Linked DNA regions of Homo sapiens: region 2 is linked to region 1. Evidence: chromatin contacts called from ENCODE Hi-C or POLR2A ChIA-PET data. All regions are on one chromosome and are shown on one strand. Each heading gives the region's core, a stretch centred on a gene start or an enhancer-like site at or near the end of the contact. The rest is flanking DNA. Distances are from core to core; before and after follow the strand shown. Region 1 holds the start of CXCR4 (C-X-C motif chemokine receptor 4). Region 2 holds the start of ARHGAP15 (Rho GTPase activating protein 15).

The links. Hi-C counts contacts between places; a loop is a spot of excess contacts on that map. ChIA-PET counts read pairs that join two places held with the same protein, here RNA polymerase II (POLR2A). Pooled maps may share reads with other maps.
Region 2: a pooled map shows a loop between it and region 1 (4-fold over the local background). The contact joins the promoter of ARHGAP15 here to the promoter of CXCR4 in region 1. A Hi-C loop is called at or near these places in 1 of 168 maps with a recorded cell type or tissue (naive thymus-derived CD4-positive, alpha-beta T cell) and 4 of 50 pooled maps. POLR2A ChIA-PET finds 5 or more read pairs at or near these places in 1 of 52 experiments (activated T-cell).

What each region holds. Positions count from the first base shown.
Region 1 is chr2:136,116,148-136,119,612 of GRCh38, forward strand. CXCR4 (C-X-C motif chemokine receptor 4) reads right to left here and starts at 2,002. Exons shown (of 2, transcript NM_003467.3): 1 at 1,899-2,002. The coding sequence starts at 1,913. RefSeq lists a silencer at 624-793 and an enhancer at 924-993.
Region 2 is chr2:143,128,082-143,131,452 of GRCh38, forward strand. ARHGAP15 (Rho GTPase activating protein 15) reads left to right here and starts at 1,338. Exons shown (of 14, transcript NM_018460.4): 1 at 1,338-1,385.

The DNA.
Region 1 (3,465 bases), core at 752-3,251:
CTTTGTTTAGAACAAAAGGGCACTGAGACGCTGAGGGTTTCAAAGTCACATCTTGGCTAACTCCTCTGCCCCGCCCACTAGAGGGAAGAAAAAAAACCTTCCTTAGGAGGAAAAAAAAAATACACACAAAGAGGCCACTCCCAGGCGGCGTGGGGGGTGGGGTGGGTGCTGCTAGGAGGGGCAGTGATTAACTTTTTGTAAGAAGTTTTTCGCCCAGGGAGGGAAGAGGGGAGAAGGGAGGATCACGGGGGGAGGGCGGGGGCGTTGCAAAGACTCATTCTCCTAAAGCGCAAAAACTTAATTTTCCCACGCCTGCCTAAATACAAACCATTCTGGGCTTCAAGCAACTTGTAGTGGGTAAAGAGAATGCGGTCTTAAAACGAAGGCCCTTCGGTGCTTGGGGTATATTGGGCGGGAGTGTCAGAAAATGAACAAACGGCACCTCCTCCCCCAAGCGGGCGCTCCTCCGGTGTGTGGGTCTCTTGCCATCCTCGTGTTTATCACTTGGCGCGTTTGGGACGTTAGGGAGCGGGGCATTTTCCTGGGTGGAGAAGGTAACGGGGTCTGCACCCGTGGTCCTCGCCCCAAGTTTCATTTCCTCACTCTCCCGGGTGGCTTCCCATTACCCCGCCACTGATCCAGTTAACCCGGCCGGAGGTGGGCAGCTGGAAGCCTCCAGGCGGTGGGCACGCGGGGGGCCGGGTCGTCCAGCCCCGGGCCGCCGCGGCTGCCCACTACACCCACGCCAACCGCCCGCAAGCAGCGCTGCAGGGGCTCCGCTGGGCGACACGCCAGGCTCTGTCCCACAGGGTGCTGGGGAGCGACTGGGCGGCTCCGCCGCGAGCGTCTTTGAATTGCGCGCCGCTGCAGGAAACCAAAAACTCCCTAGCAAGAGGGTTTCAAAAGGTTTCTGGAAACCACCGACGGTTAAACATCACAACTGGACTCGGAGAGAGCCAAACGGTTTCCCCACTTGCACCTGCCAGTCTTCGCGGCGGCGACCTGGCAGCCCAGGTGCGGTCTTAACCGCCCCCGCCCCTCACCCCGTACCCGCTCCTATCCCCGGAGCGCAAATCTCAGGGCTGGCAGCTGCGCGGTGTCAAAGGGGAGGTCAAACCACTCCGCTGACCTCTGCACGACCCCAAACTCTCGAACTGCAGGACCCACTCGCGGCCGTGGGGAAGAGGCGCGCTTCGGACGGCGGGAAGGTTTTCCCCCTCAAACCCAAAGCGCGCGGGCGGATCAACTCCTAGCTGCTGCCACCACTCGATCCCCTCAGAGGATCGGCGCGGTGGGTCCACCCGCCTCTCCCGCCCTCTGCCTACTGTGCTGGGAGACTGGCACAGCTCCGTCGGCCGCACAGAGTTTAACAAACACGCACCCAGTGTCAAGAACAGTCACCAGGCGCTTAACCCCGAAGTTAAAGCGGGCGCAATCTCCTCCTGGGAACTCAGCCCAGGCACGCCGCCCTCCGCCTCTAAATTCAGACAATGTAACTCGCTCCAAGACATCCCCGCTTCCCCAAGGAAGAGACCGGTGGTCTGAGTCCCGAGGCAGCGCGCACGCCTTCTCTGCACTTGTGCACAGAATGTTCTTACGTTTGCAAACAGCGTGCAAGCCGCCGCGCGCGGCGGGACTCAAGGGGGAGACACATGCAGCCACTGGAACGCTCTTTCCAGTCGTTTCTCCTCGACTCACAGAGAAAAAGATTCCAATCCTGCTCCCCCCCCACCCACCCGCACTATATAGGCATGGTCAAGAAAACTCCTTTCGGTGACCCTTTTTTGGAGTACGGGTACCTCCAATGTCCTGGCCGCTTCTGCCCGCTCGGAGAGGGGCTGCGCTCTAAGTTCAAACGTTTGTACATTTATGACAAAGCAGGTTGAAACTGGACTTACACTGATCCCCTCCATGGTAACCGCTGGTTCTCCAGATGCGGTGGCTACTGGAGCACTCAGGCCCTCGGCGTCACTTTGCTACCTGCTGCCGCAGCCAACAAACTGAAGTTTCTGGCCGCGGCCGGACTTTTATAAAAACACGCTCCGAGCGCGGCGCATGCGCCGCTGGGGCGGGGAGGGAGAAGGCGGGGTGGGGGAGAGGGGCAGACGCGAGGAAGGAGGGCGCAGGGGCGGGGCGGAGAGGTGCGCGGCTTGGGAAGCCCAGGGGACCCTGCTGTTTGCGGGTGGTCGGTAGTGAGTCCGGAGCCGGACAGGACCTCCCAGAGGCATTTCCTAAGTTTGAGGGAAGCGGGATGCGCCTGAAGACAGGTGGGAAGCGCGGGCTAGGAACGCGTCTCTCTGTGGCGCGTCCATCCTTGCTAAAGTGGATGGAATTCCAGACCTGGGAATGCTACAGTAGAGACACTGAGGCCCAGGGAAGGGGAGTGACTTGCTGGAGTAACCCAACCAGTAGGCGGCAATGCTGGAAGTAGGGCCAAGCTTCCAACGCCATTCCCCGCGCTTTCAGCAGACGCAGCCCATTCAGGAGGTAAAAGGAGTAAAGATCCTTCCTTCGGAGGATGTAGCTATACTTGCACATTCACAGCATCACTAGGGTCAGGTGCAGATAATTAGGAGATACTTTCAGAAGAAGGTAGGATTTGGCATAATTCTGGAGACTGATCAGATGTAGATATGTATTGCTCAGTAATTTCATAATAGCGGTAACCAATTCGCGAATAGTGCTTTATTATCCTAAAAGTATGCTTTATTATAAGAGTAATTTAGCGACCAGTACTTTTTGTAACAGATCACTAGGAACTTGCACAGAATCACTCATTCATTCTCACAACACCGTGTGGGTATTACCATCACAGAGATGCATTTAGTCCGATATTTATAGAAGGACGAACTGCGTGCCACGCACTGTTCTAGGCGTTGGGGATCCAGCGTGAACCAGACAAGGCCCGCATTCGGAGAAACCAGCAAATAAGCCCGGAGAGATGAAATGCCAGGGATGGGCAGGGATTCCAAGCCGGGCTTGAACCCAGGTCTTCGGTCCCCATACTCGGCGTCTTCCACGATTTTGAGCAGAGGACAAGCTTTGGCACGAATCAGAAATTAGGTTGAAGAACTGGGCGGGGCGGAGTGGGGGTGGGGGTCAGACGTTTAAAGCGATCTCAGACTGGCTGAGGTTTGCAGTGGGCGCGCAGACAGTGCTTTCCCCCTCGCGCCACTTCCCTCCGGCGCGGAGACTGGGTGGGGCGGGGGAGCGAGTGTGGGGCGGGGCCGAGAAACTGCGTCCGCAGGCGGGGTGGCCGCTGCGGAGATAGCTGGGACCGAGGCGCGTGCGTCGCGACACGGACCCCAGAGGCCCCCACCCCGAAATGGTCCCGAGGAGAGGGATTGCCCAGACTGCACTCTACACACGATCCCTCTTTTCTATATCAAAAGAGGAAACATTTCAGTCTGGAGTGTTCCAGAGGTAGTTCGGAGGCAGGGAACCTTTTCTCTACAGAGCATGACT
Region 2 (3,371 bases), core at 88-2,587, 7.0 Mb after region 1:
CAGTACAAATCTTCAGGACTCTAAACACTTAAAAAGGTCCTTCCTGAAATGAGAACTGACAGTGAATTCTAGGGTCAATCTGAAATGTGATTTTTAGAAAAAGATCCCAGAGAAATTCAGTTAACTGATAGGGACATGCCATCCCTAACTTGGGCCATATCCACCAAATCTATTTTTAAAGATTGACTTTTAGTATGCCAAACATTCTATACCACTGAGCTCTATTACACAGATTTCTAGTCTAATTGGTTTGTATGACAAGAGATTGTGATTTAACTCTCTCATATATTTGGAAGGAAAGCTTTTCCTCTCTTCCTTTTATGATTAAGCTGCAAATCTCACAAAACCAGCCAAGCCTGAAAATCCAGGAGCTTATTCTTGAACTCCATGGCTCAATAAAGATGCACATCCTAGAGTTATTTCTGAGACCCCTTACAAATATGTCTTGGGTTTGTTGAAGTTTGACACAAGAGGGCATTCAGCAGCATGCCAAAATGATATTGTTTGGATCCTTTATTATAATATATATTTTTTTTCTTTTTAAGTCAGACCACACAAAGAATCACTCAGCTAGAGCAAAAGCTCTTCAGCAGGTTTCAGAACTGCTTAGGAAATTGCCAGAGTGGACACATCCGTATGAGAGCCACAGTCACAGCAAATGCCACAGGGTGTGTTCGACGAGCATGATGAACACCTGCCTTTTCCCCAGATGCTCAGATGGCGGCGTGGCTCTGGGCTGTGTTTTCTGAAGTTCTAATGCAACCCTCCCAAGGCCTGATGAACCTGTTAACTGGATCAGGTTTTGGTGGGTCCTTTCATGAATGAGGCAGAGGCACCAGCTCTGTGAATTGGAGGTGGCTTCCTTGCTTCCAAAGTCAATATGCAGAGTGTCCTGATAGCATGGGAGCATCTCAAGCGTAGCCAGCAGAGTAGACGCTTCATTTTTCAGCCCTTGCTAGAAGGCAGAGAAAGAGGAAGTTTCTTCAGTGCTTAGCAGTCTGCTCCTCCCACTGATGAATTTTTAATCACACATTTTCCTCCCTTAAGTTAAAATTGATAAAATCTCTATACATGTGTCTTGTTTGACAATTGATAATAACATTGAAAAATAACAATATTGTTGACTATACAAGGCAATTTCTTCAAATTGAGTAATGATGTGATGTGTGTGGTTAACTGTCTCTACCCAGGAAGTGGTTTTATTTAAAAGTTTTGTGCTCACCCCACCCCCCGCCTTTTTCTTCCCCCAGTACTGAAATTAAGCAGCATCCAACACAGGCCTACTCTTACGACATGTGACTTTACTGTTTTCCGTTTTTGTTGAAAGAGTCATTAACAGTTAGGAGTTGATGGCAGTTTCAATAACAGGTCATTGCCGAGAAAAGGTAAGTTTTAACTTTATATTGTACATGAAATTTAAACTTGAACATGTTCGGCAGAGTTTCCTACATTTTGGTGTGAACATATAAACATTTCTACAAAATATGACGCTTTTACCTGTGATTAAAACATTGGCTGGTTTCCTTTGATGTAGAAAAGAATGTTCTTTTCATATTTGCAGCTGTCAAATTCCAATGTCTTTTACTAAAATGTTATAATAATAAGATGATTTGCTAAGATTTTGTACTAAAATGTTAAAGACAGAATAAGTTATAAAGTTTTAGTTTGAAGTGCATTTAAAAATAACTACTAGAAATAATGTGAGACTTTGCACCTTTAACCAACTGTTTTATAAAAATATGTATTGTTCAACATCCAGATAAGGAAAGAGAAAAGGGTATAACAATGAGAAATAGCTTGAATTTCAGTGTGAAAGATACTCACTTTAAAGCATTGTATTAATGTTAGCACTAAAAACCCTTAAAAAGGTTACTATGTAGCTAATTAAAAAGCAAGGAGCTTTTAAAATGTAAAGGAATACTGTCTATCATGACACTTGAAATTTTTTTTCTAAATTTCATTTAAGATATAGGGTGAAATGAGTGTAAGTTTCTAATTCATAAGCAAACTTTTATATTTAAAAAAGAAGTCACAGCTGATTTCATTGAAGGTTACTCTGAGAGGAGAGGCAAATTAGAGGTATACTTTTGTTATTTATGTAATTATATAATTTTCCTTCTTTGAAATATTCCAAAATAATAAACCTTAGAAATGAAAAGGATTTGTTAGTCCTAAACTGACATGTAATTTTCTTTTATATTGACTTCTTGCTTTTACAGAATGTCTTTGTGTGCTGTAACATATGTGCAGAAAACATCAAAATATTGCTAATCTCAGAGACAAATACCTAAAATAAATCTGACTGTAGATTTTTGAAAGAATTTTAATAACAGCCCAAGATATGATCCATTCTTCCCTAATATTATTTTTATTGTGCTGCTGGATGGGAGAAGTGATGGCCCCCACAACACCTATTTTTTGTGTTATTAAAAAATGGTTACAGGGTTGATAAGTGGCAACAATTTTCTTTTCTTTTATTGTCTTCTATTGAAAGACACACATAAATGTTTTTTGACATGGTCAATTTAGTAGGAAATTATTAGGCATAGTAGTACACTCCATTTTAAGACCTCTTCAATTGTCAATACTGAAGCTAGCTACTTGTTGACTATTAAAATGATCACAGAAAAATAGAGATTAGGACTTGGTGTTCAATACATTTTTTATTGTTAGCATGTAAGAAGACCCTGGTAATATATATTTGCTTTGATATTGTGATTAGATTTTCAATTTGTTGCATTTCCTCACAATGGAAAGCATTATTTAAATCTGTCTTCAATATCGTGGTTCTGAACCTCTGCATCTATAGAAGCTGTATAATTCTGATAATTTTGGTTGATATGTTATTACTTTCTTTCATTTTATTATAAAAGAATATCAAATGAATAAACACATGCAATACTTACACCTTAGCAAGAATGAATATGCAGATAAACATCTGGCATTGAGGAAAAGTCCATGAAAATTTTTTAAATTGTTTAATGCTTTTAAAAAAGAAATTCACTGTAAAAATGAGTGTTTCTTGCAGAAACTGTTAAATTAAAATACACATATTTTATGGAATATGTGTAAAATTAAGAATGAATTGAAGAGAGCTTGATATGAATTTAGAAAGATCAATGAGTAAAGATGATAGGTAAATTAAAATACCTTCAGAATTGTTTGTAAAGAGCAGTAAGGTACAAACCAAATTTTAAGACAGTTAATTGCAAATAAGTTACTATAGAATTCTATTACTTTATATGTTTTAAGTGGATGAGTCAGAAACAAGTTTTGATGAAATGAAAATAATACGGAAGATTTTATTTGGAAAGTCATATTAAAGCTAATTTGCTCAAAGAATGTCGTGCTTTTCCACTTAGGGCCAGCAT